Regions from separate parts of the Mus musculus genome. Here region 2 is linked to region 1. Evidence: chromatin loops called from intact Hi-C (ENCODE). Cell type or tissue: left cerebral cortex. All regions are shown on one strand. Each heading gives the region's core, and the rest is flanking DNA. Links, peaks and the distances in the headings are about the cores only. Region 1 has its middle 12 kb from the start of Elovl6. Region 2 overlaps Egf (epidermal growth factor).

The links. Peaks named below come from ENCODE experiments on the same cell type or tissue, not always from the same donor. Only the 100,000 strongest peaks of a DNase experiment are listed, where the experiment ranks them.
Region 2: it touches region 1 in a loop (3-fold over the local background); 11 of 42 quality-filtered maps call a loop at or near these places.

The regions. Positions count from the first base shown.
Region 1 is chr3:129,517,601-129,522,984 of GRCm38, forward strand. No RefSeq gene overlaps it. Among named protein-coding and RNA genes, the nearest start is that of Elovl6, 12 kb to the right of the region's middle. In left cerebral cortex, for the core only: a CTCF peak has its summit at 3,073 (motif pointing right); a DNase peak (open chromatin) is centred at 3,090.
Region 2 is chr3:129,684,981-129,690,364 of GRCm38, forward strand. It overlaps Egf (epidermal growth factor), which reads right to left. Exons shown (of 24, transcript NM_010113.4): 21 at 1,205-1,372. Among named protein-coding and RNA genes, the nearest start is that of 6330410L21Rik, 66 kb to the right of the region's middle. In left cerebral cortex, for the core only: a CTCF peak has its summit at 2,192 (motif pointing left); a DNase peak (open chromatin) is centred at 2,192.

The DNA of each region.
Region 1 (5,384 bases), core at 212-5,211:
GCCTGTCACGGGGGGGGGGGGCAGTCTTGCTCCTTCACACTCCCCTCAGCTCTCAATGGTGCTCTCTCCATCTTACTACAGGCCCAGGGGCAACAGAGCCAAATGACCACAGACTGAAATCTCTGCAACAGGAAGCCAAAAGACAACTTTGCTTCTTTATGTTGACTTCCCTTAGTTTGTCCCAGCTCTGGAAAGCTGATTGACACGGTATGACCCGGTAACAATTACCATCCACTCGATACAGAGAATGTATGTAGCAAACATTTTGCATGTAGTATCGTGCACGTAGAAATACTGTAATAGCTCATCCAATGATGGATCCCATGTACAAGTATGGTCTTGTAAGATTATAATGAAAGCTGAACGTGCTGGCATATGCCCGGAATCCCAGCATTCCATAGGCTAAGGCAAGAGGATTATGAGTTCAAAACTGCCTTGAGCTATGTGAGGTCCTGTCTCAAAATAAATAAATAAATCCAGTATTATAGTGAAGTTCGTGTTATTGCTAACTCTTGACACTAAACCAAACTCTCGAGACTTAGCGAGAATGATAACCTTTCACTCACAGGTTTTTGGATATTTTTGTCTATGAGGGTTTGATCTCATTGCTTTAGGTCTATGGTTGCATCACAGAGCAGATGCTGTTCATCTCATTTCAAGGACATAAAGGGAGGGTGAGGAGGGGCCTAGAATCACGAAGCCACTTTCATGGGCAACAAACACCCTGAGGAATCCAAAGGCTTCCCACAAGGCCATAGCTCTTAAAGGTTCTGCCATGACTCCTGCCCCTGTAAGACCCAACATTTATCCCTGGCAGATGCAGATGTTCAAAATGCATACTGCAGCTGAGAAACCCTGGCCCTCCACCATGGGTAGCCATCCAGCTCAGAGCACACTGTGTTACTCCCAAGTCTGTGGGCACACTGGTGTCAACAGGCCTGCTACCCCGGCAGCCCTGTGCACACGCAGGCCTTTGTAATGAGGGCAGATGACAGTTGCTGGATTATGAATTTATCACATTCTGCTTTCCTTTCCTTTCTTTCTTTCCTAAGAATGTGCTTGTTTATATTTGTGTCTTAGTCTGCTTGCGTGAGTTGATGTGTTCTATGTCCGTTCAAGGTGCCTGAGGCCAGAGGATTTTCTCCCCTGGAACTGAAGTTAAAAGTAGTTGTGATCTGGTGTGGGTGCTGGAAACTGAACCTGGGTCCTCTGCAAGAACTTTGAATGCTCTTAACCACTCACCCATGTCTCCTGCCCCACATACTCTGCTTCTCATAGCTACTTTAGAGTGTACACTTCTGCTTATAAATTTACTGTAAGTATGCCATGCCAGACTCTAGCTTAATTTCAGCTTATATTCTTTTGTTCATTATCCCTTAAGGGCAACAGTCTATCATACATGCATACATACATACATATAATATTTATGAATTCCCTAAAATTCCTTCTGTTATTGATTTCATAACAGTGTAACTAGGAACACTACTTGATGTGACTTCAATCTTCTTGGGTTTGTGAAGTCTTGTTTTCTGTCCCAGTATTGGGTCTGTGTGTAAGAATATTTGATACCTGCTAGAACTCTACAACTGTTGGGGTGAAAAATTCTATGTGTCATTAGATTCATCTGGTCTAAAGTGACGTTGGAATCCAGCATTTCTATGTTCTGTCAAACTGATATAACCACTGTTGGAAGTTCGTTCCTGAAGTCACCTACTGTGTTTGTCTTTCTTGTTTCTGTGATGTTTCTCTGTGTCCTCCATATGTCTTACATGTTCAGGTACTAATCCAGTTTAGGATTGTGTATGTTTGCATGTGTTATATCAAACTGACCAACTGGGTCCCATATCACTAATTAAGGACTGTCTTTTGTCTCTAAGAAATTTTATTTAATCACTAAACTTGTTTACAATCATTTATTCTCTCTCATTTGTGTGTGTGTGTATGTGTGTGTGTGTGCATACACTCTTGTGTCATGGCATGCATATCAAAGGCCATGCATGTCAAAGGCCAGTTTGTAGGATTTGGTTCAACTCAGGGTGCCAAGCTTGGCAGCAAGTTCCTTTATTCACTGTGCCATCTCATCAACCCCTCGAGCACTCTTTGATCCAAAGTCTATTTTATCTCATATTTTATCTCATATAAGCATAACCACTTATACTCTCTTTTTCAAAATGGAATCTCTTCTATCTTTCACTTTCTTATTTATTTTGTGCAGGTGTGCCACAGTGCACAGGTATACATCAAAGGACCATTTGCAGGATTTGGCTCTCTCCTTCCACCATGTGGGTTCTTGGGACAAGCTCAGATCATCGGGCATGGCAGCAGCTGCCTTTACCCATTGAGCCATCTTGTTGACCTCTACCCTTCCTTTTCAATTTACTGTACTATTAACACTAAACTGGGTCTCTTACAAAGTATCCAATTGGATTGTCTTGTCCATAATAAAGTTTTTAAAATCTAACATCTCTGTGTGTATGTGTGTGACAGAGAGAGAGAGAGAGAGAGAGAGAGAGAGAGAGAGAGAAGAGAGACAGAAACAAACAGAGACACAGAGAATGTGAGTGTGGTACATGTGGTATGTGTGCACATGTATGTACAGGTGTGCTTTCCTGTGTGCACACATGAGGAAACTAGGATGGGATGTAGAGTGACCCTACTCCATTACTCTCTCACATCTTCCTTTGTGATTGGGTTTCTAATTGAAGCTTCAGCTAGGCTGGTAGGCAGTAAGCCACAAACAATTCTTTTATGTCTATACCCCACAGCACTGGGAATCTAGGCACCCCTCCCCCCCGGCCCCGCCCCCACACTCAATGCCTGGAATTTTCCATGGATGCTGAGATTACAACTTAGGTTCAGATGCTTTCTAAGCAAGTTCTCTTCCCTGTTGAGCCATTTCTCCAGGCCCCCACATTCAATTCCAGACTTCAACCGTTGAATTCATAACTTTTGAGTAACCTTTATGGTACCTATTGTGACATGTGAGTATAGTTTTACACATTTACACTCTTATTTCCACGAAACATCTAAGGGAGCTTATTGATATGTGCTGTCAGGGATTTGAAGAGTATTGGGGTTCAGCCCCCAGCAGGTGGTGCTCTTGTGGGAAGTTAGGAGATGGGTACCAACTGATACAAACAGTTCACCAAGGGCATACTCGGGAATTTACTTTGGTAGTTCAGGCTGGCCTTGAACTCACAGACATCCATTTGCCTCTGCCTCCTAACTACTGGGATTAAAGGCATGTGCCCCCACTGCCCACCTCCCTTTCTTCTTATCCTCTGTGGCGTGAGAAGCCTCCCCACCACTCATTCCCATCGCCCTGTCACTCTGCACAGGTACAAGGGACCAAGTAGTCATAGATCAAATTCCTTGGAACCATGAGCCAAAAGAATTCTTTCTTCCTGTTGTTTATACCAGGCATTCTGTCACAGTCGTGAAAGCAAACTCATTCAATCATCTTTTAGGACAGGTTCAGTTGTATCTCTACCAACGTATATTGAAGGGGACTGTGGTAATTAGGGTCCCGTCTCATTGAGAGTTCACTATGCCAATTATAAGCTAGCTTGTACACTAGACACAAAGACGATGCTCCCAATTAATCTATACAGTTTGTGCCACTATCATTCCTAACATGAGTGTGTGAAGTATATATATAGTAACTATAAATAAGGGGTTTGCTTTTGTTTTTTGAGACAGGGTCTTATGTAGCCCAGGTTGGCCTTGAACCTGCTAGGTATACAGGAAGCTACAGGAAGGACCTGGTGCGTCTGAGCCCTTTGCCTCTGTCTCCCTTGTACTCAGATCACAGGCCTGCAGCACCACATCTGGCTATAGTCGATGTTTGGGGCCACACCCTCGGCTTTTTAGATGCTCTGTGTATTAGTTGCTTCTCCGTTGCTGTGATAAACGCTGTGACCTTTATTTATTCTGCCTGCACATATGCCTACAGGCCAGAAGTGGGCACCAGATCTCACTATAGATGGTTGTGAGTCTTCATGTGGTTACTGGGAATTGAACTCAGGTCCTCTGGAAGAGCAGCCAGTGCTTTTAACCTCTGATCCATCTCTCCAGCCTACTGCGACCTCTCTTAAGAAGAAAGAGTTTGAACTGGGCTACCTGGTCTCTGGACTATGCAGCCTCTGGTTCCTGGCCCTCCAGGCAGTGTCAGACTTGGGCTCCCTCTCATGGCTTGAGTCTCAAGTCGGACCAGTCACTGGTTGACCATTCTTCTTTACCCCAGTACACCTTATAGGCAGAATCGATAGACTGAAAGTTTTGTGACTGAGTTGGTGTCCCAGTCCCTCCACTGGAAGCCTTGTCGGGGTTACAGAAGATGGCCAGTTCAGGCTCTCTGTCCCTAGATACACTAGGAGTTTTCTCTGAAGTCAGCTTCATCAACTCTGGAAGTTTCAATCACACTCGTTTCTACCTTGCTCTTCAAATAGCCTCCAAACTCCAGTTGTCTCTCCCAGTACTCTCCTCCCTCCTGTTCCCATTCCCACCTGTCTCCAGTTCACCCATGAAATCGATTATATTTCCCATTCTCAGGGAGATCCATGTATCCCTCGCTTGAGCCCTCCTTGTTACTTAGCCTCTCTGGATCTGTGATTGTCGAATGATTATCCTTTTCAGCTAATATCCACTTATAAGTGAGTACATATTCGCTTTATGGGTCTGAACTACCTCACTCAGGTTGATTTTTTTTTTCTAGTTCCACCCATTTGCCTATAAATTCCATGATGTTCTTCTTCTTGTGTGTGTGTGTTTTTAAGATTTATTTTATTTATTATATATAAGTACACTAGCTGTCTTCAGACACCAAAAGAGGGAATCAGGTCTTGTTACAGATGGTTGTGAGCCACCATGTGGTTGCTGGGATTTGAACTCAGGACCTACGGAAGAGCAGTCAGTGTTCTTAACCGCTAAGCCATCTCTCCAGCCCCCTATTCTTCTTTTTTAACAGTTGAGTTAATACCCCACATCACCCTTCAAAGAGCCACACGTAATAGAAAACATCTTGAGGGTAATTCTAACCAAGAGAGTCAAATGCCTGTAGGACAAGAACTTCAAGTCTTTGAAGAAAGAAATTGAAGAAGATACCAGAAGATGGAAAGATCTTCCATGCTCATGGCTCGGTAGGATTAACATAGTAGAAACAGCCATTTTATACCAGAAGCAATTCATAGGCTCCATGCAATCCCCATAAAATTTCAACATGGTTTTTTACAGACCTTGAAAAAACAATGCTCAACTTTATATGAAAGAAAAAAAGAAAAAAAGAAAAAACCAAGAAACCCAGTTTAGCTAAAACAATCTATACAATAGAAGAACTTCAGGGGGCGGGGGCGGGGAGGGGGCGCTCACCATCCCTGATTTCAAGC
Region 2 (5,384 bases), core at 183-5,182, 170 kb after region 1:
AAGTTCAAGAGTTTCCCTGGGGATCTTGTCTCCCAGAAGTGATGGAGGTTTTTAAATATATACGCCTCTTATTAGGAAGATTATTATTCATATAAAACAACAGCAGTGTTTGTTATACCCACTACACCAGGCCTATGGTAAACTCCACACACTAACTCAGCCTCACAACAACTCTTGTAAGAAGCATTATCATCCCATACCTCATAACAAAGAAAACCAATGCCCACAGATGAGAAGGCGCGCCAGGGGGCTTAGGTGCTAACTTGGATCGGAGCTATACAAGCTGCTTCCAGAGCCAATGCTGTTTACTGCTAAGTGTGCTATATAGCAGGGTCTTTGGGGAGAGCACCTGGCTGATTATGCTCAACTTTGCAGGATATGAAACAGTTGTAACTTGAGTGCTTGCTCAGCTTTGGTAAATGTGGTTGGATATTTACCTTGTGATGGCAGTAGGTACCTTCCATAGCACCAGAACGCTGACACCTGGTAGCTAGGTGGGCCACTGGACAGTTTTATAAAGCCCCTTCAGCAGGAGTCTTGTGATTCCATGATTTTTGTTTTTAACAGCACAGACTATTATAACACTTCCTAAGCTGTTTCGACCGATGACAGTGTGACATCATCATTTTAAAGGAAAGGAACAGGAGCCCTGAGACGCCTGCTCCCCGACGCTAAGGTAGTGCTTTTACATAAAATGTACGCTACCGTCTCACGGTTTGAAAACCCCTAACTTTAAATTACTGAAAACAAAACCCAATGACCAGAATTTCTTTCCAAGTTAGAGAAGATCATGATTTCTCTCTAGCAATAAGTAGGTATTGTGGGTAATTATCAGCAGGCAACCATGAAAAATGATAGTTATGCCGGTTGATGTGGGCATGCGATGCTAAAAGAAGAGTCTGGACTGCAGTAGTGCATTGTGGGAGATAAGCACATCTGATGTGAGGATGCAGCACACGTGCAAGGTCCTGGGCTCAGTCCTCAGCATCACCAAAACGGAGGACCACAGATCTTACACATGTGTAATGACTGGAAAGGAAAAGTAGGAACACTGATGTTTTTGTACAGCCAAGTCCAGGCTTGTGAAAAGAGCTCACTCCTCCTTTTAAATGCAGTATTTTGCTCAAGTTCATCCCAAGGAAGTATGCATTTCCTGGGGGAGCTTAGAGAAAGGCTGTCAAGTTTCATGGTAAAGAAGAGTTACCTGTAGTAGTAAGTCCCCCACATCCCCAAGACGAGCAGCAGGACCAGTGCCACCATGCAGACAGCCACCACCATGATGTCATGCTTCTGCCCGTAGCCAGCATGACGCAGTTCCCACCATCGTAGGTCTCGAGTCTGGCATCGATCCCCAGAATAGCCAATAACACAGCTGTCAAGGATACAGGAACAGAGGTCAAGCAGAGGCCCCCAGTGCCCGATTCTTACAAACTCAATGTGCATTGTCTCTAACCCTGTGCCTTTCCAGATGCAGCTTTGTGAGCCTGTGATGTCAGCTGACAGTACAGATTTACCATCAACACTCACAATATTACCACTCACGGGCTTTCCCCTTTTCTCAGCCGGCCTTTGGGACGACGGGAGCTATCCGATGACAGATGAACTCTGGGGCTAAGGTCCCACGGAGGCTCCCTTTCTTTTTTTTTTTTTTTTTTGGTTTTTTTCGAGACAGGGTTTCTCTGTGTAGCCCTGGCTGTCCTGGAACTCACTCTGTAGACCAGGCTGGTCTCGAACTCAGAAATCCGCCTGCCTCTGCCTCCCAAGTGCTGGGATTAAAGGCGGAGGCTCCCTTTCTAAACCAACACAAACCAGGAGACACCTGGAGACAGGTGTCTGGCCAGACCGCAGCAGTCCCAGGTCAGAGGAGAGAACTAGGAAACAGCGACCCTTGTGGAGCCCCAGGCTGTAATAGAAGCACACACACAGGCCCGGCACTGGAAGCAGGGCCTTGGCTAAGGAGGGGCTGTTTGCTTCTGTAAAACTCACCACTAGCCAGAGAGAAAATGTGGAAAAAACAAAACAAAACAAACAATAACAACAAAAACCAACCAGAGACATAAAAGGTGGGGAGCTCTCCTGAAGGCAAAGGGCCATTTGCCTATAAATTCCTCACTGTCCAATGAGCTGGTTACTCTAATTATCAGACACCAGTTTGCTAGCAATGCTCAAAAAGTAAGCGAAGCAATGCTGCCATCTACTGGAAGTGCTTGTTTCTAGAAACTAGATGCTGAGAAACAACTGCATTTTCTTCACACCAAAATTAACTTGGAAAAAAAAAATCCCATTAAAATTCCCTTCTCCTGACTCCACCAACCCATCCACTTCTCCACTTCATTCTAAAAGGACCCGAGGTGGGAAGCATGGAAGAACACTGTTGAACGTTCCAGAAGATCTGGAGTCTCTTCCCTAGTTCTATCCATCGTAAGAAAGTGGAAACTCACTTCCTCCGGAGGAAAGTAAAGGAGCAACACTTATTAGTCACCATGACTGACACCACACTACACATGGTTTTTACTCGCTATTTTTTTAACTTTTTTTTTTAGATGCCCCCTATTATACAGGTAAGGAAACAGACTCAGCATTAAACAATTTGTATGCGGTCACACAGTTAATGACTGGCAGGCCTGACTCGCGTGGTTCTCAGATGTCAAAACATCTATGCGGTCTGCTGCACTGTTGCTTCTCACAGGGCATCCTGCTCTCCTCACCTCTGAGCAGACCATGGAAGAGAGGCAGGAGCTGAGGTGGGGCCTAAAGGCTGCCCAGGCTTCCTGGGGTCTATTTTTAATTCTAGCTCATTTTGGTTATAGCTATTTATTGACAATCCCTAACAGTCATTTGAAAAACAACTGCTGCATGCTAATGGGCTCCACTTGCAAACCCAAGTGATGGGGTCTTGAGCACCGTGCCCAGGGCAGTCAAATGGCCAGTGCTCCTTCAGAGCATGGGGCACGGCCATGAGTCTTTTGGATTATTCAACTTATTAATTAGTTTCGCTAAACCAAACAGAAGGTTCCCTGGATAAATGCATTTGAGTTTCCATGGTCAAACAATATGATGTCACTCTAGACCAAGTAAGGGTAAAGCAGCCTTTTAAGTGAGTTGTGGTCACAAAGCCGCGAGGAGTGGCAGAGCTGAAAGTGTTCTCCAACCTCTCCTGTCCTCAAGAAACCTCACAACCTGCTTGCTGTGGGGGTCGCAGCTTTGACAAAGGCGCATCAGAGGGATGTCTGGCCAAAGCCAAATCAGAAAGAATGAAGACCTCTGAGCTCAAGAGTTAGAATGTCCCAAGAATCCAGACCAGCAAAGTTATAGGGAACCAGTGGGCGTGTGTGGGTGCTTCAGGAGGGTCCCTGATGAACCCGCACTGGCAGGAACCCCCTGAGGTCTGTGGCTGTGGAATTCATAGCCGTGAGGGAGGCTGAAGGGACAAATGGAGGGAAGCTGAAAATTGTTAAACCACATTTTTATCAAATCAATTCAAAATAAAGTAACGCTCCATTGACTGTGGATACCAGCGACTTTAAACACTGCTTTTGGTTAAAGGTCCTTAAATGCGAGGGACGCCTTCAGCTGTAGCCTGTTAATTAAAGACAGGGCCTCCTGTGACCCAGGCTGGCCTTGAGTGGAAAGACCTAGAACTCCTGATTCCCCCACTACTACCTCCTGAGCACTGGGGCTGCAGGTGCTCCTATGTCTCTGCCCAGCTCCAGTTCAGCGTGTTTAAAACACAACGGAAGAAGATGCAGCTGCATAGGGGCATAACAATAAATTCCGGCAGAGTCAGACTGGAGGGAAAACTGCACTATGACAAAATGCAAACCCTTCATACTGCAACAGTAATCTAGGGACCTAAAGCTAACTACCATGAAGGAAATAAGCCATAGACAATCAATGACACATCCCAGTTTTGTAATTTTTGTGTTTGGTATAGTAGGATTAAGTGTGTAGATAAAAACTATTTGATTGCTAACATTAATTAACTATTCATTAAAAGTGAATTATTATCTTATACTTGAAAGCATCTTGAGTTACAAAATCATGGTATGGTAATATAAACTCAAAAGCAGAGTTCTACTAGAATTGAGTCCTTTTTACTAGTATTTCCAAACATCTCCACAATTTTTGTCAAGCTGATGTGATTTTTAATGTAAGACCATACTCAGTCAAAGAATATAGCTTCTTCTTCCTCTAACAACTTACTTTCTTTTCATTATTATTAACAAAAATCACAAAATTGTTTAAGTCCATAACATCCATTCCTGAGGTCCACAGGTCCAGGCATGTGAGACCTACATGTCTGCGCACACCGGCGCAGCCCCTCGCATTGCCTTGAACATGTGAAATTAGTTAACAGTAGGATGTAGCCCTGAATTAAACCCTGCCCACTTGGGTTGAGTGTGGCTATCCGTGTGTAGGTGTGCATGCAGTGCACCTGGAAACCAGAATTTGATACCAGGTGTCTGAGTCCTCTGTTCTCCACCTCTTAAAAGTCCTTGTTTATTTCTTTTTTTTTTAAAGATTTATTTATTTATTATATGTACGTACACTGTAGCTGTCTTCAGACATTCCAGAAGAGGGAGTCAGATCTCATTACAGATGGTTGTGAGGCACCATGTGGTTGCTGGGATTTGAACTCTGGACCTTCAGAAGAGCAGTCGGGTGCTCTTACCCACTGAGCCATCTCACCAGCCCCCTTGTTTATTTCTTTCTGAGTGTAAGTGTATAGATGCCCCAGAGCCTGTGTGCAGGTCAGAGGACAGCATGCACGAGTCTGTCCTCTCCTTCTGCCATGTAGATCTCAGGGACTGAACTTGGGTCCCCAACATGGTGGAAAGAGTATTTATTTGTCCAAGGGGCCTACTGGCCAAACCTTCCACCTCATAATTAGGGTCACAGTCTCTCACTGATCAGCAAGCGCCAGGGATTCTCCTGTCTCCGCCTCTCCGGTGCTGGGGTAAAAGCATTCCCTGCCCGACCTGGGTTTTTATATGGGAGCTAGAGCTCTGAACCCAGGTTCCCTTCCTTTGCTGGAAGCACTTTGCTGACGCTCCCTTCTCCCTAGCCCTGTGTGTAGCTTTTATTATACAGGGAAGGCTTTCATGGTGAGCACCGTGGAGTATCTTAAAGCTCTCGGTCCTCAGAATCATTTCAGGTGAGAGCTTGGCCTGTCACATCACTCAGAGAGCTGAAAGGGGGGCAAACAGCAGCCATGTCTTCCCTCAGCAGCGGTTGCCAAGACAACAGCTATGTCATCCCTCAAAAGTGGGTGCCAAGACAACAATGAAAAGTGAACTACTAAGCCAGGCGTGGTGGTGCACGCCTTTAATCCCAGCACTCAGGAGGCAGAGGCAGGTGGATTTCTGAGTTCAAGGCCAGCCTGG